Linked DNA regions of Homo sapiens: region 2 is linked to region 1. A link is a loop called in an ENCODE intact Hi-C map of the cell type or tissue named here. Cell type or tissue: breast epithelium. All regions are shown on one strand. Each heading gives the region's core, and the rest is flanking DNA. Links, peaks and the distances in the headings are about the cores only. Region 1 overlaps LOC124903465 (a long non-coding RNA gene). Region 2 overlaps MEIS2 (Meis homeobox 2).

Region 1 (15,497 bases), core at 6,184-8,683:
GTGCAATGGCGCGATCTCGGCTCACTGCAACCTCCGCCTCCCGGGTTCAAGCGATTCTCCTGCCTCAGCCTCTTGAGTAGCTGGGATTACAGGGGCGCGCCACCACGCCCGGCTAATTTTTTGTGTCTTTAATAGAGACGGGGGTTTCACCATATTGGCCAGGCTGGTCTCGAACTCCTGACCTCCTGATCCACCCGCCGCGGCCTCTCAAAGTGCTCGAATTACAGGCGTGAGCCATCGCACCCGGCCGATTTCTATGTTTTCAAACAATTGTAAGCTAATAATGAGTTGATTATCTGGTGATAATCTTGGGTTTTACAAAAAAAGAAAAGTTTAAACTTTATTTTCATGTGTTTTTATCAGATGCAGAAGGCATTTTTAACCTTAACGCCTTTCTCTGTCTCTCTCTTTCATATTCTTAACTTCTTTTGCATTTTATTGAATACATTAAAGCAAACAACAGGAACAATATGGTTAGGTGTAGGAGGGAGAGAGAAATATGACATTTTAAGATATTGTCAAAAAGTCATATTTAACTTCAACGACTTTTAGTTAAAAAAGTGTGAGAGTGTTGAAAGTGCATTCCTACTGGAGGAAATCTATGTCTTTTTAAAATTTGCCAGTTGTCTCAGGGGAGAACCCAGAATTTCTTTGAACGAAAGAGATCTTACTGATCTAGTTGCATGTCACTTATGAAACTGTTAGTTTAAAATAGCAGTCCTAGTGTAGTGGATTACACATGAGGAGATCAAGTTGGAGTCGATTCAAGGTATTGGTTCTTGGTCAGTCTGCTGAATTCAAAACACTATTACCTTTAATCAGCAACTTGCGGGTGTTTTATTAATAGAGCTGAAAAAGGCTCATCTAACATATAAGAATTTCCTGGTTTCCCTCATCCCCAATTTTCCAGTCCAATAGAAGCGATTCCAAAGGAGTAGGGTACCCGCACTTACTGATTTCCATCCTGGTGGCATTTTGCTAATGCCCCATTGTCAGCGTTGGCACTCCCACCCAGGCTTCCAGGCTCATCTGCTCTCCCATATTTGGGGTGAAAGGAAAGTAGGTGGGGCAGGCCCGGGAGACAGGCACGAAATGGGGGTCGCAGGAGGTGGCACACACCTCCGTCAACAGTCAGCTCCTTCTGCCCAGGCTGGAAATGGTTTTAACAGGCGGTAAAATTTCATCTTGCGGTGTCAAATTGGGGTCATTTTGGGGTTAGAGTTCTCAGTGTCCGAGAGGAGCTGTCCAGCTGCGTGGGGACTCATTAACTGCAAAAGATCTGTTTCAGTAAAAACAATTCAAAGACAATCAGAAGGCTAAAGACCCTCTACAAATCGCATTTTACAAGTGCCCCAGAACAAATATGGATGGTGAAACCTATTTCTTCAGAATCCCAAATCAGCTACTTAGCTCTGGAGTGGGGGTGGGGGTACTGCATAAAAAAGAGGTGAAAAGGAGGGGACCAAGCGGGTGGGGACCAGTGGAAGGGGGAATCGGGCCTCTCAAATTTAAGAGTCTGTTTTTAATCACCTCTTTCTTATTGAAGCAGCCCCAAGAGTTCTGAAAACTGCTACTTTTCTATTTTTCATTTTCTTTTTTTGAGCCAACATGGAATGCTATTATAGGTAACATTTAAGATTTAAAAGGAATAATTGAATTCCACTATAGTCCCTTAATTTGAAGGGCATTGGCTTTATGGGGAGTGTTTAATTTGAACCAAGAATTTATGAACCCAGACTCTAGGTGAATTTGCCCACACTCCTTAAGGAGCTTGTGTAGCTGTTTCTTTTTCTTTTCCTTGAAAGTTATAGCTTCTTAGCACAGATAACTTCAAATTCCTCAGAACTGAGAAGTCCAAAGTGTTAATCTGTGTATTAAAATCGCCAGGTTTAAATCCTTTTTGTCTTCTTACAACAGTTAGAACAATTGACGCCTTGCTAGAGAAGCAAATAAGTCCAACCTTAATCTTATCTGTAACTTTATTTAATGTTTTGATTTGGAATATTTTGGATTAAGCATATCTTTAAAAACTCTGTAAGGTTAATTTTTATTCCGGGAGGGAAGTTCTCTTTACTGATTTTGAAAAAAGACATGAATTATTACTTTGATTTTCAAAAATTCCTTCAGGTAAAAGGAAAATTCAGGTTTAAAATGAGAAGCTAGATATGTGAAATGCCAGAGATTTTAGGATAAAACCAAGTCAATACTTAAAAGTAAAGTATCATTTGAAAGAAATTTTATTTCTTGCATTACTGAACTGAGCAAGTAACAGTGATCAAAAATATGTTATTCTCTCTCCATCTCTCTCTCTCTCTGGACTCCACTTCTGTCACTAGGTCTTCTCTTTCCATCCCCAGCACTTTTCTTTGGGTTCTGAATGACACAGTGATTTTTTTTTTTTGTAGTCTAGTTATTTTCTCCAAGCGTCTCAGAGTATTTCTAAATTGTTATTCAAGGAGTTTGATTTCAGCCCTGCAGAAACAGCCCTGAGCCCAGCATCGCTGGGACAAAGGCAGAAGGGGCTATCTTCTGTTCAAGACCTGCTGGCTGACAGTTGGAATTTTTGATATATATTTTATTTGGCGTTTCCAATAACGTGTTTGTCTTTCCCTCTCCACCCCTTGCAGCCATCTATTACTTTTAAAACATCCCTTCTCCATAAACATCGGCTCATCCTTGTGAACTATTCTTGACCTTCCCAGCAGTGTAACCAGCAGCTCTGAAAGTTGGCCTAGAAATAATTCCACTGGCTTCCTTACCTGTTAACTTTACTCACTCTTCCTAGCTGGGATCAACAGAAGGAAGGGGACTTTTTTGTTTGCTTTTGTTGTTGTTGGTGGTGGTGGTGGTGGTGGTGGTGGTTTTTGGTTCTTTGGTCCTTTTCCCACTTAAACTTTCTATAATGATTTATTCTCCGCCTCCTCCCATTAATAACGTTTAAGCACCCCACACTTTATTTTTTAAATAAAATGGAGTAAAATTATTATACTTTTTTCCTTTATGCCCCCTTTTCTTTTATTTCTCCCAATTTTAGGGGCTTCACCATCTCATAGAAAGGACTTCAATAAATAGCCCTCTAGCGCTATCTGGCGGGGCTCCAAACACGACGTGCGCTTGCTCTCACTGTTTCTTCCTCCTTCCCGCGCTCTCTTCTTTCCTCTCTTTCTTCCTCTCTCCTGCTTTTTCTCTCGTCTCTTCCGCTCGATTGTTTTCCTCTTTTTTTCTGTCCTCCTGCGGCCTCTTGTCTAGTTCCTACCCCTACTTCAGCGCAGGCGGCTTGGAAAGCCCCGGCCAGAGGCTAGTAACTCTCGCAAGTGGGAGATGCTCTGGCGACGGATCTCTCTTTTCTGATCCCTCCTCCCCCTTACCCAGCGCGGATCACACACATCCTTTGCCTTTGATTAGCATCTTAAAGTTGCTTAGCGTGCCGCTTAAGTCCCAGCGTCTCAGCTGGCGGTGGTTTGGAGAGGCTTAAAACTGCATTCATGAAGTTTGGAGGAAAGAAATCAGACACTGGAATTCAGGGCTAGGAGCCCAGCTCAGTTTTAGGTCAGAAGGCCGAGTCTCAGTGCGAGATTGAGGAAGGGTCGGGGCTTAACGGGGGAGGTGGGGGTGGCGGGGGGGGGAACAGCACGGCGCGGCGCCTAGCCTGCGAGATGGAGTCGGAGTGGGGGTGCGAGCGGTCCTCCACCGCCTCTGCCCGATCCGTACCTCACAATGGACTGCTCGAGTTTGTATCTAGGCCTGTCCAGGATTGTTTACTCCTTCAATTAATCAGCTTTATCTCTTTTCCCCCTCCCCCCACCTCCACCAAATCTGGAGAGGAGTGGGAAAGAACTGGAAAACTCACAGGGCAAAGAGAGAAAGCCAACAGTCATAGTGCGGGAGGAGGCACGCCTGGGATGCAATACCCAACAGTCTCCTCCCTGCTTTCCTGCAATTTGCAGGTCATTGTCTTTCTTATTTGTAGCTTTTTTTTTTTTTCTTCAGTAGCCGGTAAACAATCGAACGCCGGGTAGGGAGGTCAGAGGGGATGGGGCTGTGGGAGAGATTCTACTCAGGCTAGGTGCTTTAGATTTGGACCTGGCTGTGTCCCTACTTTATTAAAATTCTCATGTGGCGCGCGCTGTCTTCTCTCTTCTCTCTCTCTCTCTCTCACACACACACGCACATACACACACAGCCCGAGAGAAATTTCCAATCTTTGAGCAAATCTCTTCCATCTAGTCCTTGAAACAGAGGAAAGGACATGGGACCTGAAGGAGAGTTATGATTGAATTTTCTAAAATTTAGTTTTGACATTGCAAAGTAAAAGTGAGGACCGTATTCCCAATACAGACCCAGAGGGTGGTTATTTCAGGTGAGGGGACCTCAGCCTGTGACGTCTATGATCAACCAGACAAAGACCCCTTCCTAAATCTGAAGTCCCACCCCCACCCGTGGCAAACATGGAATACAAGGGAGGGGAAGGATGGCACAATAGTGGGTTCTGTTTTCCAAGAACTGCCCCCCACCTCCATTGCAGAAGGAAAAAAAAGCACGGTTCGGGTGTAATTAATTGGGGACTGTTATTAGGTCATCATTAGCCAAGGTACAAATAATAGCAGCACATTTTTACTTAAAATTGACCAGCCCCAGAGTGATAGATCGATTTGGAGTATAAAAAGATGTATCAAAACATCAATGTCGATTATTTGAAATATTGTAGTCGAATTTTTTTTATTGCTTCATCGGTTAAGTGTCTGAAAATGCAGTGTTCAAACATATATTTATGTTGTCAATACTGTCAGAACTGTCAGTTTTACTATACTGGATTTGTACTATATTTCAAATATGCTAATTTACATAAAATGCCCACCCTAGGATTCCCCCCCTACACCCACCCCATCTCTGGAAAATCCGTGTCAGTTTCTTCAAAGGATTCAGCAATCTTTGCCTAAGCTAAAGTGTGCACTACCTCTTTTACTCAATTTTCCACATCGGATTACATGTCTTTTTCACCATCTCTAACTTTCAAAGAGATCCTTCTTCCTTTCTCCCCAATTCTGCCTACTCTAACCTCTTCTTCAAAATAGTACTGAGGCACTTGGAAAGCTTCGAATTTAAATATCCACATCCCAGCTCCAAATATACCATTGGAGTAAAAAAACGGAAAAACTGGACTTGAGTGTACTTGGCCGCACTCGGGTAAACCAGGCTTCACCAGGTAGACGTTCTCATACCGTAAGGGTCCATCATCAAATTACCTGGCAGATTGAAATCTTCCAGGGAAAATGAATTTGGAAATGTAAACACCTTTTCTTTCTTTTTACTTAAAAGCCTCGATGGTAGAAAAAGAAATAATACTTATAAATGATCGGCACGTTTTAACTTTAAAAGCTTTTGAACTCAAGTGAAAGACACACGTTGGAAACAGAATTGATAGTTTTAATTCTACCCATTTTCACCTGGCACATCAGATCAGTGGCAATCATTTATTTTATGGGGTGTGGAGGGGAAAGGGATAGAAAGCGGATAGAAAGCTAGAATCCACTGAAGTCCCTGTCCTAAAAATCTCAGAGAAATTAAAGACTTATTGAAACACAAACATTCCATCGCTCCATACTCTCCGTCCAGATGAATTGAAACTTATAAATCCACGCTCTCCCCAATTTTATGTTTTTTATTTATTTTTTTTCAGGGTTTGATAGGAAAGATACCCAAGTCTGATAGGGAAGACAGGGCCACTTCTGGACTAGCTGTGAGGATGTGTTTTCATTTCCATAACACTGAAGCACTTTCTGTAAACCTTTTGATGTACTTAAATAAGTCTATTTGGACATTTAAAGAAGCTACACATACAAACATAGCTTGGCTTTTTGCCGTCAATCCCAGCATTAAAAAAACATTCATAATCTAACTGAGAAGCTCTTTCATACCCATCCTTCTTTCAAATAAGTAAATAAATAAAGAAATAGAAGTGCAAACCAAAGAAAGTTTCCAGCGTGCATCTGTACGTCTTCGTGTGCGAGTTTATAAACAACTTCCAGTCGGTACTTGGGTGTTACCTCCCTCCTGCCACACACCCCAAGGCAGAGGCATCGAGGGATCGCCCCCAGAGAGCTGTGTTTACTTAGCTTGTTTTAAAAAAAATCTCGCCGCCATGTATGACAAGTGTTACTGCAAGAAATTCATCAGCCTTCTACAGATACTTCCAGTTTTGCTGTAATGATCTGCAGAAGAGAACTGCCATCACTTTCTCACATCCCAAGGTGTTGCAGGAACTCAGAGAGAGGGGAGAGTGGCTGAAACGCTTAATTACCGGAGGCGAAGGAGGGGCGCGCGGGGGACCGAAGGAGAGGGGAGTGAAGAAGGAAGGTCCTTTACCAGGCTTGTACCTGGAGAAAGCTTTGAATCGCTTCTCTGCTATATTTGGAAAAGGTATGCTTGCTTTTTAAAAAAATGCCTTTAGGGCAAAGTGATACCCTTGTGTAATAATTAACTCAGACAATAAAAATAATTGGAAAATCAGTTGGAATTTCTGAGTTTTTAATTACGTTTAATTTCGTACTAAGCCGTAAAATTACGAATGCCCCTCAATTAAACACTCTCCTCTTGTAAAGCGTTTAACAACAATTATTCCTTAATCAGTCTGAATGTGAGTCACAAATGGTGCTTTTCCACATCAAAGAGACGTCCTTCCACGTTACCTTTTAGTCATAAGTAAGAGGATTAATTCCTATAATTAGAGGGATAAATATGTGCATAAATATATCTCTCACCCTCTCCTTAAAAAACAAAACAAAACACTTTCACTCTGTGTGATACGTGGCCGGCTATGGTAGGGTAAGTGTTTGTAATCGTCTGCCTCTGCCCGGCATCCCTTTGCTGACGGGTGACTGGAACGGAGGAGACGCCGCGCGAAGCGCAGGGCCCCAGAGGGACACATGCACAGAGGCGCACACACGGGTCAGGCAGGAGGCGCAGAGTTCGGGGGCCCGGGACTCCACCAATTCCAGTGCGATCCTCCCCAGACAATAACCCACCTCCCACCTTGGCCCTGCCCAGCGCAGCAAGACAGTTGTCTCCCTGTCGGTCTGCTTGTCCAGAAGAGCGGGGTCCCTGCCCTAAGCCCCAGCTCCAGCTTGACTCTTCAGGCTACAAATAAAAATTGAGCGTGACCTTTTAAAACTCCAGTGTGAATATCTCATTTACCTAATGACTTTATGTCACCTAGGAAGAAGGTCAATTTCCTCTTAACCTTTTCCCCGCTGCTGCAGTAAGCATTCTTCCCTAATCAATGGTGGCTGGAATAATCAATTCCCATTTTATGATCGCTGACAAACTCAATCTCAGGGCGGGGTGTGAGAGCTGGGGGTGAGCTGGCTCGGGCCGGGACAGAGGTCTCTCTGCGTACGCCCCGCTCCGCCCGGCGCCAAGGGAAGCCGCTGTCTCTTCCGTCGAGTTCTGAGACCTTGGCAAACTTCCCTCCCCCAACCGCCGGCGTGACTTCTGAGTTGTCACTAATCCGAACCTGATATTCACCAGAGCTCCTTCGGTCACCGACAACGCTCCCCGCTGCTGCCGCGGCCTCCCGCCCGCCCTCCTCGGCGTGTTTTCATTTCTAAGTCTACGGGCAGGGATTGCCCCGACCCAGTGTGTGTGTGCGTGTGTGTGTGTGCGTGGTTTCATTTACATTTTAAAAATCATTTTTGCGTTCTTCAGCGTGGATCTCAGCACTTTCCCTGTGTCTCAGGCCGACTAACTTTGCATAAACAAAGCAACAACCGAAGCTCATAGTGGGTGAAATCTTGCGGGGAAATGAAGGCAACCTGGTGGAGTTCGATCTCTCTCTCTCTCTCTCTCTCTCTCTCTCTCTCTCTCTCCCTCTCTCTCTCTCCCTCCTCTCTCTCTCCCTTCCCCACATTTCTTCCTCTTCTTTTACCTTCTTCCTCCACTCCCCCCTCCACCCCAAATTCAGCTATCCTAAACCATAGGTTTATCAGATACCACTTCCTCCTCTTTTTAAATTCTTCAGACCTGCCCCAGTCTGGGGAAATTACTGGGCAAATTACTAGATCAGAGCTATTTTGAAAGCTAATTTGGGGTAAACTCACCGTTCCTTATCTTTGCAGGGTTTAAATATGAGCCGCTCTCTGGTTCTAATCCCTCATAAAGTAGAAATTGACTTTTACACATGCAGGGCCTATTTGAAGGGGGGAGGTCTCTTAACACTGGTTCACCACGGGTCACTGGAAACTTCTCCCCCTTATTCCACCCTAATCCCGTTTTCACTCACTACCAAGACACTGAAGCCGCTGATGATTAAAGCAATCTCAAAAGTCTTGCTTAGCTAGGGTTCAATGGCAGGGAAATCATTTTCCTCAAAAAAAGACGTTCTGTAGCCAGGTTTTTGAAGATTTCCTATGAAGAGTCAATCTCTCAATACTGTATTACCCAGTTAGTTAAAAGGGAACCCCAAACTGAACTTTCTCTCCCAGAGCGCACTCTCAGGCCTGCCTTGCCTATGGGGATAATCTTTAAAAAGGTAATCAAACCATTCCTTTTCTTCATTCACAGATCCTCTTTACTTGTAGGCAGACATTCTGCTAAAATCGGAAAGTTTTCCAAATAATCAAAAACAAACATATAACTCTTCCACTTTTTATCCTTCACTCTGGTGTAAAAAGCAAACAAACAAAAAGGGCCTTTGAGTTCGAGGGGAGGGATATCTGGGCCACTGTTCACCCATGAAAGCTTCCTACATCCTGTTAGTAATGAAGATGGCAAATCATGGCACTTGCCTGAAACTTTCAGGTTCCATTCTTGCATTGAGCCTCAAGGTGCTAGAGTGTGAGGGGCAGTGAGAACATGCCAGGTTCAGGACCTGACCTGGGACAGAAGCACTGAGTTCTCAGTATTGTCATTTTCCTCTTGCTTCATACCAGGAAGTAGTTTTGCAACTCACACTGAGTTAGATTCGAGATTTAAACGGTTGTCGAAGGTTGGTCCAGCCCTGAGTCACAATTTATAACACCCTGGCTTTTAGAAGATTTGCCTCATATTCCCAACAACTGAGTTACAGACCATCTTAGACTACAACCTGTTTGTAGGCCAAAAAGTGCTTGTACATACAGGAAGAGTTTCCCATTACTAAGAGTACTGAATGGGTTTTTTAAATCTCTATTTGACAGAGGAGCAGACAGATTGGGGATAGGGCCCTTGACCTCAGATAATTACTTCAGTCGTCCCTCTTCAGCAAATTTAATTCTCACGCAAAGAGTAATTAACAACCTCTGACTATTCTATGAGAATTTCCTTTCCTTTTCTTATCTTAAGGACCCTCATAGGAATATTGAAGAATATGTTTAATGGTAGTTTTTAGTTTCACTGCATTTAAACATTTTGCCTTCTGCTCACTTCTTCCATAGTCTACTGGAACACATTTAACAGAGTCTTGGGCTGTGTTCTGACTCCAGCACATGAAATTGGAAAATCCAGTCATCAATTTACTGCCCTTCCTACTCTCCACCTTGACCCCAAGCAAAGCTATTCACTAGACAACTCTTCGTCAATGGAAAATTCCTTAAGTTTGCTTAATGAGGAGAGAATGTCAGAAGAAAGAAAAAATTTTAATAGTAAAAAATGCCATTCTCTCCTTTTGACTGCCTGACAACTTTGTCTCTACAAGTGTCTCATTCAGGGTTACAAATCAAAATTACATGTCAGGATACAAGCCACAGTATTGGAACAGGAAGAATGAGCACACAGACCACTAGCTTTTCAAAGGCGACTGAGGTCTCTGCAAGGCTCATGTCCTAAATGGAGAGACATCTTATTCAAACATCTCTAAGGGAGAGGGTTGAATCAGATCACTTCTGAGGCTGTTTTTAACCCTAGAAAGACAAAAAGGGACTCCAAGGGCTAAAAAGCCATCAAGAGCTCAGGCTCTGGAGTCTGACGGGAAGGGGCTGAATACTAGGTCTGGCCTGTGCTGATTGTGAACTCTTAGTAGTCACCTGACTCCTCTAAACTCTACTAACCTCATGCATAAACTCAGCATAACAATGGTTGATATTACTGGACACATTTGTCAGCCCCTGCAGGTCCACCCTTTACTTTCCCCCTCCTGGTTTGTGCCCCTGAAGGCTGGTACGGATGGTTTTAGAATGGCCCTTGTTTCCTCTTGGGCTTGCCTAGAGTGGGCAGAGCGAGGTCTGGGTGCTGATTCCCAGGGTCCCTGAGGGCTGGCTGCATTCCAGCCACAGCTCAAGCAGTCTTCTTCCCAGAGTTCCATTTCTGGATTTAGGTAACAATGTCCTTCTCCAGTACTAGCCTTGGGGCAGTGTACTGTCCCTCGTGGTTTCCTAACACCCTGCTCACACCTTTTTAATAAAGTTCCTTTATTAAGCTCTCCTCAAATTACCCAATTTGATGTGTACCATCTGTTTCCTGCTGGACCTTGACTGATACACCTTATAAACGTGTTTAGAGGATTAAAATTAAATGAGATAATGCATGTAAAGCACATAGTGCAGTTCTTTGCATATAGTAAAAGCTTAATAAATAGAGCTTTTATTTATTTTTACAATTATCATTTTGTGCAACCCTTTCATTTTATATAGGAGGAAATGGAAACTCAGAACTGTTAGGAGAAGCATTCAAAGTCTAATTAACTGAAGGTAGTAACAATCCTGGGACCAAATCCCTGAACTGCCTGCTTGAAGTTCATTGTTCTTCCCTCTGCATCTTGTTGAGCAAAACAGATGAGAAAGGAGGGAACTCTTATTTTCATAGATGTTGGAAAAAGGGTTAGACGAGCTAGAGGCAGAGGTGTAGGAGGTAATAAGCATTTTCCATGTATCATTGGGCTTGTCCCTGCTAAATTACTGCTGAAATAAAGGAATGCCATTGCAATTTAGAATCCAGTGATTTCAATAACAATAAAATGGGTATGTAACAGGGGGCGCAATGTATGCTTGACAGGTTAAAAACAAATTTATGAACATATAATTTGAAGTTTTATCAGGAGGCATAATAATGTTTTAAGACTATATAGGGTACACTGAAATTAATTTTTAAATAAAGGCTGATTTTTGGATTAGCAGTGTAGAAGTATGAGCTTTATAATTCTTTAAAATATAATACTCTGCTGTGAACTCATATAGAACCAGAACACTGAATCCTGAGCCAGAGATGTTCTGTAATGTAATAGCATTAATAACTGGATAGAAAATATTCAATCACTAATTCCTACATCCATTCAGTCGTTCAAATAGATATTCATTAAGCTTGCAATATTCTCTAGGTGCTTTTATGAGTGTTGACATATAAAGATTAATTAAATATATTCTCAGCTTCAATGGGTTTTTAGAGGAAAACAGAGGCAGGCGTATAAAAAGATTTTGGTATGAACAAAAGTAGAAATATACCTAGGCTACTATGGGAGACTTAAAGAGATTGAGTGGGGTACGGGGAATTGAGAGTAGAAGAGGCTTTCTTAGGTCAGAACTAAGTCTTTGCAAGAGTCATGTGTTTCATTTCAATTACATTTTAGCCTTCTATATTCTTCCAAATTATCAATGATACTAATGAATTAAGATTTAGCTTTTATTAGTATATACATTAGTAATAAAACCAAAAAAGCACATACAATATTGCATTACTTTTTACTGTAGGAGGTTGGCTGAGGTATATGTGGAAACAGAAACATTTAAATAAATTTTCCCTTGGTGACTAGAGTGTATGATAAGAAAAGTAGAATAAACTTCAAAGGTGATATTATACAGAGACTCACTTGAAAAATGCCATCTTCAGAGATTTCATTCATGTACTTTACCAATTGTGTCTTATTTGTATAATGAATTGGACCAGGCTTATTTGAGATATAGATATACAGTTTGAAAACTAAGTCGGAACGTATTTGTGAAGAAGAAACATGAAGTAGGGCCATTTGTTTTAGGACCTAGGATGCATTCATATACAATTGAACATACTAATAAATAGAACACAATTTAAGCAGGTTATTTGTTTTTACACAGTCTTTACAAAATTGGTTATTTCTCTCTCAACGTTAATTGATGCCTAAGTATAATTTACCATGGTAATGCTGCTAAATATTTGTGAATCTTTGTTGAAGTTCAAACTACAAAATTACATTATCTTGGCTAATTCTCATTCAGGTTGCTCTTGTCCACTTACCCTGATCATCCCCACTTGGTCCACTGTTTTCTTGTCCACCTCATATCCCCAAATCCATTCCCACTCACATTGTGTGTGTGTGTGCACGTGTGTGTGTGTATGCACACGTATATGTCCGTTTTAGCCACCCACATCTATGGCTACAATGTGGAACTGAAAATTACTTTCAACAGCTCAAATGTAGAGATTCAGTTTTTTTAAACCCACTATATTACCCTCTGTTAAATACAAAGGATTCTTTCTTCCTTGTGGCCCTTATTGTGTTTTCTGGTTTCTTGATTATTTTCTGCCAATTCATTAGTCATATCCTGATTTTCTTGATCTTCAACCCACTTTAATAAATGTATTAAACTGTAAACTAATACAATTAATACATGTATCTTTTAATTTGCTTTCCTGTTTTCAAAGTAGTACATATTTACTAAAGACAATGTAGCAGGCCGGGCACAGTGGCTCACGCCTGTAATCCCAGCACTTTAGGAGGCCAAGGCAGGCAGATCACAATGTCAGGAGATCGAGACCATCCTGGCTAACACGGTGAAACCCTGTCTCTACTAAAAATACAAAAATTAGCTGGGTGTGGTGGCGGGCGCCTGTAGTCCCAGCTTCTCAGGAGGCTAAGGTAAGGCAGGAGAATGGCGTGAACCCGGGAGGCAGAGGTTGCAGTGAGCTGAGATCGCGCCACTGCACTACAGACTGGGCAACAGAGTGAGACTCCATCTCAAAAAAAAAAGACAATGTAGCAATGCAGAAAAGATAAAAGGAAAGAAATGACCAATGAGCAAAGTATCCAAATGCAATTGCTGCCAAAATTTTAGTGTATTTTGTGTATTTTTTTAATGCATAATTTCTTACATGTAGTTGTAATTGCACTTTGCATACAATTTGCTCAAGTATTCAAATTCCTTATGACTCTATTTAAATAGATGTCATCAATGAAGTAAAATGGTTTACTTTTTCATTCCACTGTTACTGGGTACTAAGTTTATTTATACATAGTTTTCATTTTTATATGTAATTCTGTAATGAGCATCTTTGGGTATGAAAGTTTTTCAGAATTCAGGATGATTTCTTAGAATGGATCCCTGAAAATAGACCAGAGGATATGAACATATTTAAGTGTGCATCCCAAGGCCTCTCTCACTTTTGAACTTTCTGTCATGACAAAAATTCCTTCCTTTTCATTTTTTGGCTTTCTTCCCCTAGGGTAACCATAATTCTGAATTTTTGGTTAATAGTTTTGCTATGTGTGCATTCCTGAACCATATATATTTAATATAAATTATATGTGATACAATGTTATTGTATATATTATTAATATATTAACCTCTCTCTATATATACACAGTCATGACAATCTCCATATTAATCCCCAGTCATTTTTGGTTCCTCTTGAATAGTCCATTTTTGAGGGAAGAAGTCCTCAGAGTGTGCAGTTCACATCTATGCTCTAAATTCAGTTGTCCTCCTGAAACAATCCATTTTCTGTGGAGACTCATTTCTTTGACAATAACTCATTCTCTTTTCCCCTGCTCTCCCACTGTCCCTCTCTCTATCCATACTTTTCCTTTCCTTTCCTCCTTTCTTCCTTTCTCTATGACACACTCAGTAGCCCCTAACTACTCTCATTCCTCTTGTTCTCAGATGACTTCACTTCTTGCTCTACTGAAACCAAGGATTTCTGATTTGAGTTTTTTCTAATATTCTCTTATTTCCATCTGTTATTTCCCATCCTTTTAGTCGTAACATTACTCTGATTAAAAAATGATCACTTATTATTTTCTTACTTTTATTTTTAGTAAAACATGTGTTATATTCAAAAGCATACATATAACTACTTAAATGTTACAATGTTTAATAATAAAAGAAACATTTATAAACTAGCCACCAAATTTAAGCAGGGAAACATTGCCTGTACTCATGTGTTCCTTCCTTTTCATTTTTTGGCTTTCCTCCTAGGGTAACTACCATCCTGAATTTTTTGTTAATAGTTTTTCTATGTGTGCATTCCTGAACTATATGTACTTAATATAAATTATGTGCAATAAAATGATATTGTATATATTATTAATATATTAACCTTTCTGTATACATCTATATTTGTATTGTATGTATACATATTCCTAAACAATATATTGTTTCATCTTGCTTTTTTTTTTGTAAAAATAGTATCACACTCAAGTTACTTTTTCTGGGTTCCTTTTTTCTTTCAATGTTGCATTTTTAAGATTCTTTTTTGTGTGTATAGTGATAGTTCACTCTTTTTCTTTTAAATGTCTGCTTGATTTTCCATCCTGTAATTATAATACAATTTATTTGTCATTACCTCCTGGGTTGTTGTCATTTTTTGTTGTTACTAAAAAGAGTTCTGCAATAAGCATTCTGGTATGTATCTCTTGATGCTCCTGTACAAAGATTTTTCTAGATTTAGAGTATCAATATAAGAGTACATTTTCCAATGTTTTGGTATTCAAATGCTCAACTTTCCAAGATAATGTGAATTATTTTCCAGAGCGATTGCACTGACTTACACTCTTGCTAGTAGTACAGAAGACATCTTGTTGATCTACAACCCTTTCTCCTAACACTTGGTAATGTTTGACTTCTTTTTCTTTTTGCCAAGCTAATCTGGTGAGTGTAAAAAGGTATCTCACTGTGGCTTTGAATGTGCATTTTCTAAATCACTAATAAGGCTGAACATCTAATATGCTTTTTCTTTATTTATATTTCCTCTTTTGTGAAATACCTGTTTATTATGTATTTCTCCCATTTTTATATTGAGTTTTTTAATTATTAATTTTATAAATTCCATATTGCAAACATCTTATTCCAATTTGTGGCTTTTAATTTTATTTGACATGTGTTTTGATACACGGGAGTTTTAAATTTTACTGTAATTTAATTTATCAATATTTTCTTTTATGACATGCTTTTTGTGTCTTGTATAAAAAATATTTTGCATTCTGAACTTAAAAAAATGTTCTATAAAATTTATTAACAAATTTGATTGTCTTTTCTTTTTATACTTAATTCTTTAACAACAGGGAATTGAATTTTGTGTGTAGAAGTGAGGTAAGAATCCCTTTCATTTTCACTGTATGGATAACCAGTGTACCAACTCCACCAACTCCATTGCTTTCCAAGTATCTTCAGCCTGCCTGTCTCGTATATCAATTTATCTACAAATTCTTTGGGCCTTCAATGTAGATACTAGATAATAATATAGTCTACAGAAAATGACAGTTTTATTTCTTCCTTTCCAATCCTATTACTTTCTTTCTTTTTTGCTTTTTTTTTTTTAGTTTATTTTTGTTTATT
Region 2 (15,497 bases), core at 7,920-10,419, 100 kb before region 1:
CTTTTACTTTTTGTAGAGATGGGGTCTCGCTCTGTTGCTCAGGCTGGTCTCAAACTCATGGACTCAAGTGATCCTTCCACCTCAGCCTCCCAAAGTGCTGAGATTACAGACATGAGCCCCAGTGCCTGGCTAAGGCTTTTCTTTTTCTTCCAAATCATTCCATGCTTACTGTCAGCTAAAATCTCTCCTCTGTTACATAGCTCCTGTCTTATATTTGTATAATTAAATTATGGTACTTAAACACTCTTTACATTTATCTTCTTTACAGTTTCATCTGGTTAGGTTGGCCCATTGTTTCAACCCATTCCAAACTATTTTCGGCCATAAGAAAGACGCTAAGGACTTCATAAACTGCTTGAAGCGTACTGCTCTGAGGGCTTCCGTATTACGCCAAACGTTTCATTCATGCAAGAGCCCTGTGAGGTAGAGATTCCCCTCCTAACTTAGTTGATGAAACTAAGCCTGGAAGATTAAGCAAATTGCTGATGGTCACACTCCAAGTGCTGGCTGAAACCAAGATTCAAATCTTAAGCATTCTAACTATACATGACTAGTTCTTGCCATTCTTCTGTGCTCTTTCTTAGGATTTCTTTGGATTCTGTTTCTGACATTTAACACGTTGGCTCTTTCTTCATCTTCAGGTAGAGTTATCAGTGTCCTCAATCAATTCATCATTTTGAAAATAATTGCGTATAACTGGCCTGAAGACAAAGCCAATTGAGCTCAGGTGCTAGCAATCTCTTTGTGCTGTCTTTCATTACAAAGCCATCCAACGAAACTCTCACTGGCCAGTAATTTTTCATTATGCTCACAAGGACATTGTTGGCTCATTTATTTAATATATAGAGTGTCTACTATATGCTAGGATCAGTGTCAGACACTGGGCATACAGCAAGGAACCAAACTGACATGGTCATCACGACAACCTTGTCAGAGGTCAAGATAGGTCTGGTTTAATTTACTCATAGTAAACCATGCTGACTCTTAGTGATCAATGCTTCCTCTTAGTATGGAAGGAACTGCCACAATGACACTTAGTTTGCCTGCCTAGGGGATGAAAATTAGTACTGAGCCCAGCAAAATGAGCAAGGTAAGGGCATGCAGAACAGTGCCATTAAGAGTGATGCTGCTCTGAGAATCATAGGCTCCAGCCTATGGTAGCAACTTGACCCATCCTGCAGGGAGTTTTCATTTTTAAGAACACAGGGCCAAGTTTTCATGTTTCCAGCTGCATGACAAGTATCTCCTTTTCCCTGTAACCATTCACTGACAACAAACGCACTTTTCCGAAGGCAAACACCTACAGAATTTGCTTAGAAGATAGTCTGTGAAAACTGATCAAAGTGAAATTTGAAAGATAACTGTGGAAAATAATTTAGCTTCCATTTATTGAGCAGCTATTATGTGCTTGGCACTGCATTTCACACTTTTATTTATTTTAGTCCTCATAGTAAGCCTACTGGGAGTGTAATTTTTAAACTCCTCATTTAAAATTTTTAACATGCTTTTTACACATGAGAAAATGGATGCTTGGAGTGATCATGGCACACAACTGGCAAGTCAAAGAGTCACCAGGCCTAGAACTGACTCCAAAAGCAATGTTCTTCCTACCTCCCACATGGAAACAAGTTGTACCCTTTTTATCTTTGAGTTATTAATATTCCAGCAAGGAAGAGTTTAAAATATCAGGAGAAAACAAAAGAGCAAATCTGGCGTGATAGCTAAGGCAATCACCTCATTATTATAGCCAATAATTTCTTTAGGCCTCAGTGTCTCAATTGGTTGAATCAATTAATAGGACCTATGTATCACAAGGTCATAATTAAGAATGACTACAAAGAGGTTTTTTGAGAAACAGAAGATTAGGGCTGCTGCTTTTAGGAGCCACTCTACTTCCTTCACTGTCTGCTTGATGGTATTTGAACTAAGCTAAATAGAAAATAAGGTCTTTACATCCTAATAAGGACTGGAGGTCTCTTTACCACCATTACCCAAGCTTGCCAGCCTCAACTGCAGTGAGAAGATTTACTCTTCATCTTTCTGCAACCACAACCCCTACACTGAAAATGGCCAAGCTTTTCATGTTTCCCAAGGAGCAAACCCCAGTCTTGATACTACTTGAAGATGATCTTACTACTTAAATGAAATAACCAAAGTCAAAATGAGCTTCCCCTTTTTTTCTCCTCTTCGTATCGCTAATTGTATTTACTCCCACCCACTGTCAGAGAAAGAGCCATTCTTCCACGTTGCCAAGGCTATTCTTCCTATGTGTGCCTTTGATTTTCCCCCACTTATTTTTCCCATCAATTTGCCCATATTCTCCCATCCCTTGAATTTTCAATCTCTTCACTTCTACCAGATCCTTTCTTCTTGTTTACAAACGTGCATGAGCATACCGTATTCTTTAAAAGAAGAGAAGCAAAAAACAAGCAACTTTTCTCAGCTCCGCTCCCTGCCCCCTCCCAAGCTAGGATCCTCTCTATTTTCACAGGTCTTGAAAGAAAAGTCCACTTCCGGACCCCCCACTCTGTCCTTCCCTTCTTGCAATCTGGCTTCTGCCCTTGTCACTCCACTGAGACTCTACAGACCGAAAGGTCACCAATGACTTCCTCACGACCAAATTCATTGGTATTTTCTCCCTTTGGTCCCCTCACCCTTCTCTGTCGACCTTGATCTGTTGATTATGCATTTCTTTTGCATTAACATTTATTTAGCAACTACCTGATGCCAATCACAGGGCTATACTGGGGGCTCAGGCTTCAAGTAATCTTTCATGACTAAGAGAAGAAGTATTTTCTCACTTATCTTCTTAGTTCTCTAGTATCTTCTTGGGCCTCTCTAGCTGCTGCCATTCCTAAGTATACTTTCCCAAGGATCTATCCTTGGCCCTCTTCTCTAGAGTCCTCAGTAACAATCTCACCACTTCAGCTACTACCTTGGACCCTTGAGAATCAGAGGCTGATTCTAAATCTCTTCCTACTCCAGCCCTTTAGTTCTGCATTTCAAATGCCTGGTACATGCTCATATACTGGACTCTCATTTTCTCATAAACCTACTCCTGTTTTATTTATTTGAATAGTTACTGGCATTCTAATATAGTCAGGCCCAAAACCCTAGCAGTATGTTGGATTGCTTCCCCCTCTTTCCCTGTTCACCACACTTAGATTGCCAGAATATGCAGATTCTTCCTCCAGACTATTTCTCATACTTATCTCCTCACTTCCATTTCCATTGCCCTAAGGTAGAAACTCATTAGCTTACACTTAGATCAGGCTTTTGCAACCTTTAGTCATTCCCCTAAGGCCTTCAAGATTTGGGAAATATGGGCAGATCACATGCACTATATTATTTATTTAATATTTTAAATTTACTTGACCTACATTGTTTTCTTTAGATTCATCCATGGCAATAGTTTATAGAATAAGAGGTTCGATATACAAATTATATTTTTAAATATGTACTTAAACCTATGTTATTATTAAAATCTGAATAGCACTTAGATTTGCCATACGTGCCACAAACCGTACATCATCCGTACTTTGTGAAACACTTATTTTTATTACACAAAAGCCTTGTAATGAGTATTCTATCTCATTTTTTTTGGCATTTCAACCCATCTGATTAAACTTTTCCAAACTAATTGTTCTGAATTATAACAATATTCTGTCTGTTTCTTGCTCAAAAACTCATTCTCCACCCAATTATATCTGAAATCCTTAACCAATGTGGTCTCTAGTCTGAATAGACCTGCCCTCCCAACATCATTTCCTGTTGCTCAGGCAGCCTTATCTCAGCCTTGATGGAAGCAATGCCTGCTAATCACTGCTTCCCATACATTCCCTGCACCGTCCTGCTGGCTCCAGCCCCCACCCCCACCCCATCACCTGCCTTCAAAGTTCTCCCTCCTCCTCCCCGCTTCTGCAGCCTCCTTAAAACATCTACTAATTTCTTCAGCTGGAAGTAATCTTTCCTTCCTCCAACTCCCATAGCCCTGTACCCATAGTTTTCTTTTGACACTTTTCACTTTTTACTTTTAATTTATGTTACATATTCACATTTTATCTCTCCTACATGTGTTTAAATTTCTTGAGGGCAGGCTGGGTTCTGACTCATCTTTGCATCCTCCTTTCACTTAGTGAAGTACTTGCCCGCAGAAGGAAAATAAAGACCACTAAATATTGGTGAATAAATGAATATACGGTCAGGCAACATTTTGGTTTAAGTGATTTTGATTAGTTTCCTCATCTAGTAGCATTTTTTTCTTAATAATTCATCTGTATTTTAGTGGTAGGGATTAATGAAGGGGGTGAAGGAGCTTCGTATATTTCACATCTTGGCCCACTTTTTCTTACATTTACTTTCATTTAAACGAGACAATGAAATAGATGTAATGAAGTATTTCCATTATATAGTTGCACAGGAAAGGAGGCTGTTTGGAGTGAAAACTAAAGTTTTTATTCTTTTTATTTTATTTGCTTTCAATTGGAAGATTTCTAAGAAGACAGTGCTACAACAAAATTTGTTTTATTTTTAAATTTATTAAGTGCACTGTTTTTATCAGAGCCATCCTCCCAATACCTAAGTAATATGGAAAGTCTATAAAACCATGTCTCCTGGAGGGCTCACTTACCTCCACAAAGATTTTTCCTTGAATGACTGACCACAGCTGCAGGACAGCCTTGAGCATTTAGTTTGGCACCCACAGAGGGAGCCCAGAGCAAACCAACCTGCTGCACAGTGAGACAGAAACACCCTCTGATTATTCTGCCCTTTTAGCAGAGACCCTCCCTCTAGCCTAAATGGACCTGCACATTCTGATTTCACTGGGCCATAGACTCTGCCATAGACTCTGTGTGATACTCCAGAAAATACTTCTCAGAAAGCTGAAAGCTTTGCATTCATCAGACACTCACTTTTGCTCAAATATGATATGAATAAGTCTTCCAGGGTAAACAACAACAACAACAACAACAAAAACACCACTGGCTAAATTTTCTGTTTTAAAATTGTCAATATTTTAGACTTCATACATTTTGATTTTTTTTAAATTTAGAAGAGAGGGAAGGCAAAGTAAAAAAAAAATCAATAAAAGGCAAGAGTTCTGTCACTTAGATACGAACATGTTGGACTCCATATGACACTTGCTGTAGCCATTAGTGAGAAATTAGTAGTTCTTACTAATATCAACAGGCCATTTTATGTACTAAGAAGTGGTCCTGACTTTTGAAATCTTCTTCTTTCTCCAAATTTCTTCCTAAAATATTGTTCCCCATGATACAGTGTGCTATAGACTGAATGTTTCTGTCTTTCCCAAATTCATATTTGGGGGTTGAAATTCTAACCCCCAATGTGAGGATATTAGGAAGTGGGGCCTTCCAGTAGGTGATTAGGTCATGAGGATGGAGCTCTCACAAATGGGATTAGTGCCTTTATAAAAGAGACCCTGGAGAGCTCCCTCACCCCTTCTGCCATATGAGGACATATTGAGACGGCTGTCTCTACACCGGGAAGTAAGCCGTCACCAGACACTGAATTTGCCAGCACCATCATCTTGGACTTCCCAGCCTCCAGGACTGTGAGAAATAAATGTCTGTTGTTTATAAACTGAATAGTTTATGGTATTTTGTTACAGCAGCCAAAAATGACTGAGATGAAATGTAAATGAGCAATTAAAATTTCCTTAACTGACATGAGAAATCTCAGGTTGGCTTTTGGGCCTCCACAACTACTGGATGACTTTAATTGTTGGTCATGCCTAGCAGTTTCTACTTACCATTCCAAAGCTAAAAACAGGGAAAAAAATACTTTTAAACAGGTTATGAAGTGCTCTTCCTGTACTCAAGAGAAATAATTATCTATACCAAAATCTTAGGATAACTAAGGGCTTTTCTTGCTCAGAGAGCACGTGAACTTGATAATTCTCTGCTAATAAGTGCTGCCATCTTGAATACAGTGCTAGAATCAGAATTCTAGCAATAAATTTCAACTGTGATGTTCAAGCACAAAACAGCCTGAGCAGGTGAGGCCCTTCATTGCTGTAGGCATTATCAGCCAATTCTCCAGGAAAAGGAAAATAATCTTCTATGATGTCAGGAAACGTCATAGACTCACAGAATAATAGAACTGGAAATGGCCTCAATAGATGATTCTGTTACACGTGTCAGCATGCCCCATGTGCCCCATGTGCTTCAGATTGAGCTGCTTGCTCTTTGTACACGTCCACATCTCTGCCTCAAGGCCTGTCATTAGCACTCTTGATACCGCAGACTGATAGTACCCATGGAGATTCCAGAACAAGACCCAGACTTGGTCAGACAAAGCCCAGCAGGATCCCTTGCATAACACTAAGATCATGCCTTGGTAGGCTTTGAGCCACATCAGCCAACAAAACACTACATGGCAGATAATGTTCCATCAAGATTATAATCTAGTGTTACAATCAAGATTATGAGGCATGTTCCCAACACAAAGAAAAGATAAATGTTTGAGGTGATGGATATCCCAATTATCCTGATTTGATCCTAACACATTGTATGCATGTACCAAAATACCACATGTACTTCCCCCAAATATGTACAATTATGATATACCAATTTTAAAAACACAAGAAAAAAGATTATGGGGCAGAGAAAGTCATGTTGGAGCCTCTGGTTGATTTTACCTGATGTTCTAAAAAATTCCAATTCATAAAAACCATGTTGAAACATCTACTATCAAAAGCTTATTTAACTTGCCTTTTCAACATCATGGCTACATGAGCACACTGTGAAAGAAGTCATGTTCATTAACGCATGCCCTCACCATGATGTTATCCAGCCACTCCTGGTGAAAGTGAGTTTTTCTGTAAGTTCGTAATGAAATATAAAGCTGATTAGAAAAGTCAAAGGACATTTTTAGGAGAAAGAGTAAGATGATAAAAAACGAATATGAGAAAAGTGAACAGTGGGACTTCAGCAGGGAGTCAGTTGCTCAGTTGACTTAACTGAAAGCACGAATGGAACAATCTAGGTCTCCAGTGAATCCTCTGAGGAGCTCAAAGCTTTCAGGTGTGGTGGCAGCAACACCTCCCTCCAGGGACCAGCATGTCACAGTACCATTCCTGCTGACGCACCACCATCCAGACATTATTTACTAACTAGTTTACTGCATTCTGTAGGCCAGTCCTACCCATCATGATGGAACTTTTTTTTTTGAGATAAGGTCTCCCTCTGTCAACCAGGCTGAGTGCAGTAGCGTGATCTCTGCTCACTGCAGCCTCCGGGCTCAAGAGATCCTCCGCCTCTCAGCCTCCCAAGTTGCTTGGACTACAGATGTGCACCACCATGTCCACCTAATTTTTGTATTTTTTTTGTAGAGAGGAGGCGTTGTCATGTTGCCCAGGCTGGTCTCAAACTTCTGAGCTCAAGTCATCCGCCCTCCTTGGCTTCCCAAAGTCCTGGGATTACAGGTGTACGCCACTGGGCCCATGATGTAACTTTTGACAATGAGTTCCCAACACTAATTTGATTCCTATAGAAGAGGAATTTAACGGCATGACAAGTTATTTCTACGTATGTAAGTGAATGAATCTATTACACATCTCTCAATGAAATGGGGGGTTCTGTAAAGCACTTAAAGATCCTTTGGGAGGTGGAGTACTGAATCATTTTTATTGTTATACAATTACTTATAATCTTCTTCCCTTGTTCTAAGTATTTGTTTACATAAACTCTGAAACAAATAAATCTTGCCTGTGCATAATACACATTTTTTTTGCACTATTTGGACCACTGATTTTTCCATTTATTTAATTTTTTGAATGCTGACTTTTGATAGTGATTCAGCATTGCTACTGTTTTTCATACCATAAAAAATCATTAAACTGTTGACAGAAGTAAAGATAATTAGCTATAAATAATTCCCAAATTAAGCCATGGCCTGGCAGTATCTCTTTCCCTCTGAAGGATACAGAATGTTTGGGTATCGTAACCATATAAATTAATTTCACTTTATGCAAATGGTTACAATTTCTATTATCTGGAGAAATTAAGATGTCAGCTTTTCTAACACTTTCAGGGGTGTGACCTTATATCTTCTCCATCACAGCTTGATCCATGGTCTATAAACTATATTGTTCACCTTCAATCTATGCAAGTCTACTTTAAATCACTCCTTCCTTCATTACCTATCTTGTCCCTGTTCTCTACTCACAAATATTTGATAGCTATATGCGTCTCTTAATCACTAGGGCTAGTGCCAATGAAATTTTTTCCTCAAAAATCTTCCCTCTTACAACTGACGTAGCTCACTAGAGATGCAGAACTGTTCGTTGTTCACCTGACAAAAACTTAACTTGCTTCTTCATGGATAAGCCAATAACCATGTTAAATGCCTGAATAAAAGTAAAAACAAACTCCTGTTGGCTAAGTTTTTAAAGCCATTCTGTTGTAGCTTCATGAAAACATGTACTGCTTCATGTACTCTTTCCAGGCCAGACCCAGTTTTGAATGTATCTTTTTTAGAAGGAAGGGGTTGGAAATTGTTAAATATATATGAAAAGACTAAATCTGTGTGTCTTACACTGATAGCCGAGGTTGTAGGATCGTCTGCCACCTTTTACTAGCTGAGTAAGTCTAGACGAATATATTTAATCTCTCTGGGCATTATGTACTTGCTTAACATGTGAAATGAGAATAATAACAGTGTATAAGGCTGACAGTAAGGAATTAAACCTCTTTTGAGCATCCTTCCAACTTTAAGGATGGGTCCAATTTGTCTGAGGGCAATCCGATTTCCTTGCCAGTGTGACCAACTTCTGGCCCACATGAAAAGACTTTTGCTAGAGGCTTCTGGGAAGCCTAGCTCTCAAAAGAGATCCAGCCAGGTATATTAGAGCACAGCTGTAATCTCAGCTATCCAGGAGGCGGAGGTGGGAGGATCAATGGAAGCCAGGGGTTCAAGACCAGTCTGCGCAACATAGCAAGGTCCCATCTCAATAAATAAATAAATAAATAAGAAAGAAAGAAAAAGAGAATTCACAAGAAGCCACTTGGACCTGAATAAAGTGGCCTGTAGCCCTGGCAGTCATGTTACAACTATGCAGAAACCCTCCCTGAGGGTGGTGCCGGCATGTGAACAAAGAGCAGCAGAGACACCCTGGGTCTCTGGGGACATGACTGAACCACTGACTCTTGGAGTCCACCATACCACACACCTTGGAACTTCCTCACTATCCTTTAAGCCAGTTTGTGAAATATTTTTCTGTTATTTTAAGGCAAAAACATTCTAACTAACACAGCTTCCCATCACCTTTTTGTGAATACACACTTGGGGACCACTGATTTAGAAAATTCTCTGTTCCTCATTCTGATTCTTTAAAACTTCAATTTTAAAAACGCCATCTAAGATTAATGTCCATAAGCCTTTGCTATGTTAATAAAGAGGCAGTTGGTATTTTTGATAAATATCCTTGATGTTTCATCAGTATGCTAACACCTAGAATAATGTTGTCTGCAAGAGGTCTGCAGACCTCTAGAAAACAACTTTTCAATATATAGCAAAACTTAATGATTTTAAAACCTAACATTCTCCTCTTCATGTAAGAAATACAAGGGTAGGCTGAAACGTCTGCTATCAATAAGGATACCTTTTTAAAAATGTTAAATCGAACGCAGAGAATTAAACAGTAGAAAAGTATTCATTTTAATGCTACCATTATCCTGAATATAGCCGGTCAATGAAAGAATGTTTAAAGAATATTTCAATTTTTTTCCACTAGATTATTTTTAGTTTAATCACCAACTGCCTACAGATTATCTAGCTGGCTTGCTAACTATAGTTATATTCGCTCTAGGACAATGAACTTGGCGTTACATTTTTGACTGATTTATAAATTAGTAATAAAATCAACCCAATTTAATAAACCCAATGTTTTTAAAATGTATTTCTACCTATTTCCCATAGTTGGAAGTTTTGCATTTGTTCTCAAGTTTCACCAATGACCTTTGAACCATTTTCATGGATTTGTAAATGAGTGTAGGTGAGTAAAAGCCAGCAAAGATAAAACACAAAATGAAGTCTGCCATTTGAGATCTTTCACAAGAGTCACTTTCCTTTCAGAAAATTTATTCATTTAAGTCTTCTTATTTCTATAATAAGTCACCTCCTCAATTTTCCTATAATATTTTAAGTACACGAAAAGTTGAGTGGGATCTTTAGATAAAGACTTTCACTCACTTTAATATACTGTCAAAGTGATTTTTAAATATTTCAGAAAGTTTTTAACTGCTAAAAGGTAAAAGTTTGCCATTTGCTAGAAAATTATCAAAACTATTTTAGCTTATTTGGAGCAGGCATTAAAGTTATTGATTTGGGGGGAAAAAGAAAGAGCTAAGTATTTTTAAGTGAAGCATCACATAAGTGCCAGAACGCATTATAGGAACAAACATAAGAAACGACATTTTGTGCTGCACATATTTAGGTATAAAGGAGAATTTTCAGGCTGAGAATAAAGCAGAATGGAACCCTAAACCAGTAAACATATCTCCCCCCTCTTAAATTATCACTTTTTTCCATTGATTGAATTCCTTAAGATAACCCATAAAAGTATGGTCTCTGTGACCATAAGAATTAAAATAAGGGTCAGGCGTGGTGGCTTACGCCTGTAATCCCAGCACTTTGGGAGGCCGAGGCGGGCAGATCACAAGGTCAGGAGATAGAGACCATCCTGGCTAACACGGTGAAACCCTGTCTCTACTAAAAATACAAAAAATTAACCAGGCGTGGTGGCGGGCGCCTATAGTCCCAGCTACTCGGGAGGCTGAGGCAAGAGAATGGCATGAACCTGGGAGGCGGAGCTTGCAGTGAGCCGAGATCGCGCCACTGCACTCCAGCCTGGGCGACAGAGCGAGACTCCGTCTCAAAAAAAAATAAAAAATAAAAAAAAATAAGATGTCAACTTGAGCATAAACCCAATATAAATTTGGTCTCATCTTCACATTAATACATTTGGGGTTCAGGTTTGTTTTGTTTTGGGTTGGAAATATTTATTTCATTGACAAACAATTCCAGAGTGCAAACATTTGTCCTGTTAAGCTGAAGCCAATGTTTATTTTAGCACTGCTAGGATACCTAAGTGTTGTGTAAATGGGAAAATACTGGCTGGAGAAACATTTACACAAAAGATTGTGTCTATTAAGACAATGAAAGTGTTTTAAAATATATCCTTTGGAGTGAGTTTATGGCAATGAAGAATTACGCTTCAAATATTATGAAGTCATTCAATTTGGAAAAAGTATTCTAGAAACTTGCTTCCTAGTCTCTCTGATACTTCACAAAATTATCCTTGGAAAATTTAAAGATTTCTTCACTTCTTCAGTCTGCTATTGACAAGGATCTGGAGATTGAAAAGGAGGGTCTGAAAAAAATTGATTTGGGTACAAAAAATATAAATGAATGTTGACAATTCTAACATGTGTCTACATAGATACACAGAGTAAATATGGATATGAATTAAAAAACTAAATCAGTTAAACTAGCACCTAATGTATTTAGTGGTTGTTCAATAAAAGCAGAATAAGTGAATAAATGAATAAGAACATTGAATTAATGTCCTTACAGTTAATGGAGGTAAGGGAGACACACCCCATTTGATGTGTTCTAACCCATGCTTTTCACAGCCTGAAAAATAATCCTGGAAAGCACTGTGGGTTTTTTTTGTTTTGTTTTGTTTTGTTTTGAGACAGAATCTTGTTCTGTTGCCCAGGCTGGAGTGCAGTGGCGCGATCTCGGCTCACTGCAAGCTCTGCATCCTGGGTTCACGCCATTCTCCTGCCTCAGCCTCCCGAGTAGCTGGGACTACAGGCACCCACCACCACACCTGGCTAATTTTTTGTATTTTTAGTAGAGACGGGGTTTCACCATGTTAGCCAGGATGGTCTGGATCTCCTGACCTCATGATCCGCCCATCTTGGCCTCCCAAAGTGCTGAGATTACAGGCATGAGCCACCACGCCCGGCCTATTTCTTTGTTTTCAGACAGGGTCTCCCTCTGTACCCCAGGCTGGAGTGCAGTGACATGATCTTGGCTCACTGCAACCTGTGCCTCCTGGGCTCAAGAGATCCTCACCCCTAAGCCTCTGGAGTAACTGGGACTACAGACGCATGCCACCATGCCTTCCTAATTTTTTTTGGTAGACAGAGGGTTTCACCATATTGCTCAGGCTGGCCCTCGAACTCCTGGGCTCAAGCAATCCACCCCCATCGGCCTCCGCCAGTGCTGGGATTGCAGGTTTGAGCCACGGCACCCGGCCAAAAGCACTGTTTTAGATGAATCTCCAAAGCTCCTTAGCGTTATTCAGATCAGCTGTTTAAAATGAATTTTAAAACTTAATTGAATGGGGGTTGAGGGTGGATTTATTGCTGATCTAGCTTTATCTCTTGCTCCTTCCAAACTCACATTCACATCTCTACTTCCCTCACCCAAGAAAAATGTCTAATTCACAATATTAATTGCACCCAAAATGATTTAGGGAGCATAAGACAAATCAGGTCCAAGTTCACAAACACCGTCATTCTTATCATATCTCCTTTTGCCCATCTCTCTGTATTTAGCTTCAGGTTTAGCCACTGTTCTCCAAATGAAACAAAACAATAGTCTATTGCTCCTTACGAAGACATGACAGGGAAAGATTTATTGAACTGGAATGTACCTGAAATGTCATGTAGTCTATAGACCGTCCTCCAGATGAACACATGTAAATAGCTCTGTATGTAAGTATATTTTGGGTTAGGGATATTATATCACACAGAGTAAAAGCTCACTTACTAAATTTAGATACGTAACTTTTCAAAGTAGTTATCTCTTGTCTCCACACAAAATTCAGTCATGCAAATCTTATTCATTTCCCAATTTGTCACCTTCAATGATGACCAATTTCAGATGCAGTTGAATTATATAAGAGTTGCTTGGATATAAGTCCAAGATAGTTGAAATTTTCCAGGATAGTTAATTATACGCAGACATTTCAAAATAGAAAAATGAAGTTCTTTATTAAGATACAAATGTATATAGATGCAGAGTCCAAAAGAATTAGCTTTCTTGATTAATGAAAGTGTGTATTACTGATAATATGATAGAAACTGAAAAAGAGACATGTGCGTTGTCAGTAGCTGCATTTGACTTAAATTCTGTGAGCAATATGAAAAAAGATTATGTTTACAGACCAGCATCTATCAGTGGTTTTTTTTTTTTTTTTTTTTTTTTTTTTTTGAGATGGAGTCTCATTCTGTCACCCAGGCTGGAGTGCAGTGGCCTGATCTCGGCTCACTGCAACCTCTGCCTCCCAGGTTCAAGCAATTCTTTTGTCTCAGCCTCCTGAGTAGCTGGGATTACAGGCGTGTACCACCACACCTGGCTAATTTTTGTATTTTTAGTAGAGATGGGGTTTCATCATGTTGGTCAGGCTAGTCTGGAACTCCTGACCTCGTGATCTGCCCACCTCAGTCTCCTAAAGTGCTGGGATTACAGGTGTGAGGCACTGCGCCCGGTGGTGGTTTTACAGTCCATAGATCCCTATGTGAATAAAGATAGTTGTGGCTTGATTCATTGCCATATGTTTATTAATACCAGGTTTTACCTTAGGCTATTGGTTACAAACCTGTGTAGCAGTTTTTATTCAAGACAGATTAACACTCCTGACAGAGGGATCTACTCATTGATGCAGTTTTGTGGCATCAACACAATTAACTTTCCTTCATTGCACATCAGTGGCATGTTAAGTTTTTCCTAACAACCTCTACGGATGCATATAATCTCATCACAATATATGAAGCATGTCCAATAAAAGGAACATTGATGGGTACTTTGGTTCAATATAGCAGCAAGATTTTATAGAGGCTGGACCAAAGCAGGTGAAATTTGATCATTAAAACATCTCCTTGTTCCTCAGTCCTTTCCCAGTGGTATGGCCATGTTAGAAACCATAGATTGCTAAGAAAGAAGTGAATGAAGAGATGCACTATTTGTTTGCAAAGAAAGCATGCTTCCGTTTTTATCACTAACTGAACCTCAGAATCTAATCATGCATCCTATTCATAGGCCTGTTACAAAGTAGTCCACAGGTGACGTGTGCCCACAAAAAGGTCCCATGAATTTCACTGAGAAAATGTTACAATTCTTCCCCTATTTTGCATAGGTTCTACCTTACCACACTTTGCTTGTTTGTGTGTATACATGCATGTGTGTGCATCTATATACGGCCTATTTTACATATATTTGTAATATCAATATGCTACCTAGGGTACTACTATATGGCCATTTTTGCCAGCATGCTAGTTAAGATTGCCCTAATGTGTACAAATTCAATTACATTAAATTCTTTATTAGAATATCTTTAAATAATTTACTATAAATCTAATTTGGATTTGCAAGTCATTGACTATATTTTTCAGGTGTACATATGAAAGGTTAGAATAATATTTTTTCAATGTGGCTTTTTTTGGCACTTTAGGTATATATTACAGTATATAAATTTGTCTACCAATGTTTACCTCCTGCAAATGCATATTTCAATCTCAGTGACCCTAAAAGCTTGACAGTATTTGGGTTTTAAAAGGCATGAAATTATTTAAACAGAAAAAAAGAAGGATGAGTTCTGGAGGAGGGGACCACACAAGAACGCAAGTCAAAATGTTGATTCTTCTTCCCTAGGACTCTAGAGGTAGTGATGAGAGAAAGGAAACTGGCTTGGAAGATTTCATGGAGTCCAGGAGAATCCTTCCACTGAGAGTGCCAGATGGCACCTTACAGCAAAGCTCAGCCTGGATGTGAGAATAAGGCCTGAAGAAACGAGAGAGAAAGGATCTTACTTCTGAGGAACACAGAAGAGCAGAAGAGAGGAGAGGAAAAAAGATGATTTTAAGGCCAGGCACCGTGGCTCACACCTGTAATCCCAGCACTTTAGGAGGCCGAGGTGGATGGATCACCTGAAGTCAGAAGTTCAAGACTAGCCTGACCAACATGGTGAAACCCCGTCTCTACTAAACATACAAAAAATTAGCTGGGCATGGTGGTGGGCGCCTGTAATCCCAGCTACTCCAGAGACTGAGGCAGGAGAATCACTTGAACCCAGGAGGCAGAGATTGCAGTCAGCCGAGGTCACGCCTTTGTACTCCAGCCTGGGCAACAAGAGCAAAACTCCAACTCAAAAAAAAAAATTATATATATATATAATATTGCTAATATATTACATATATATATAATACATATATATATTCTAGGAGGAACTCAAACAGCTCAATGAATTCAGAGCTTTGGCAATGAAATAAAATTAACAACTACCACTCCTTATAACAACTTCTGGGTTAAGCAAAATAGAAATGACTATACCCATTTTACAACTGAAGAAACTGAAGCTCAGAGAGGTGAAACAACTTGTCCATTTAACCTGGTTTCTTAACTGGACTAACCTGGGACTGATATTCCTGGCTTACTCCTCTTTCCAGTATAAGCAGGCCACC

What was found. Peaks named below come from ENCODE experiments on the same cell type or tissue, not always from the same donor. Only the 100,000 strongest peaks of a DNase experiment are listed, where the experiment ranks them.
Region 2: a loop joins it to region 1, with 9 times the contacts of the local background. A loop is called at or near these places in 6 of 110 quality-filtered maps.

What each region holds. Positions count from the first base shown.
Region 1 is chr15:37,103,475-37,118,971 of GRCh38, forward strand. It overlaps LOC124903465 (a long non-coding RNA gene), which reads left to right. Exons shown (of 2, transcript XR_007064581.1): 2 at 1-6,510. Among named protein-coding and RNA genes, the nearest start is that of MEIS2, 11 kb to the left of the region's middle. RefSeq lists an enhancer at 3,121-3,662 and a silencer at 6,894-6,943. In breast epithelium, for the core only: no CTCF peak of the experiment used is centred there; a DNase peak (open chromatin) is centred at 7,499; H3K4me3 peaks cover 2,026 bases; H3K27ac peaks cover 2,500 bases.
Region 2 is chr15:36,998,390-37,013,886 of GRCh38, forward strand. All of the region lies in intron 8 of MEIS2 (Meis homeobox 2), which reads right to left. Among named protein-coding and RNA genes, the nearest start is that of MIR8063, 33 kb to the left of the region's middle. In breast epithelium, for the core only: no CTCF peak of the experiment used is centred there; no DNase peak of the experiment used is centred there.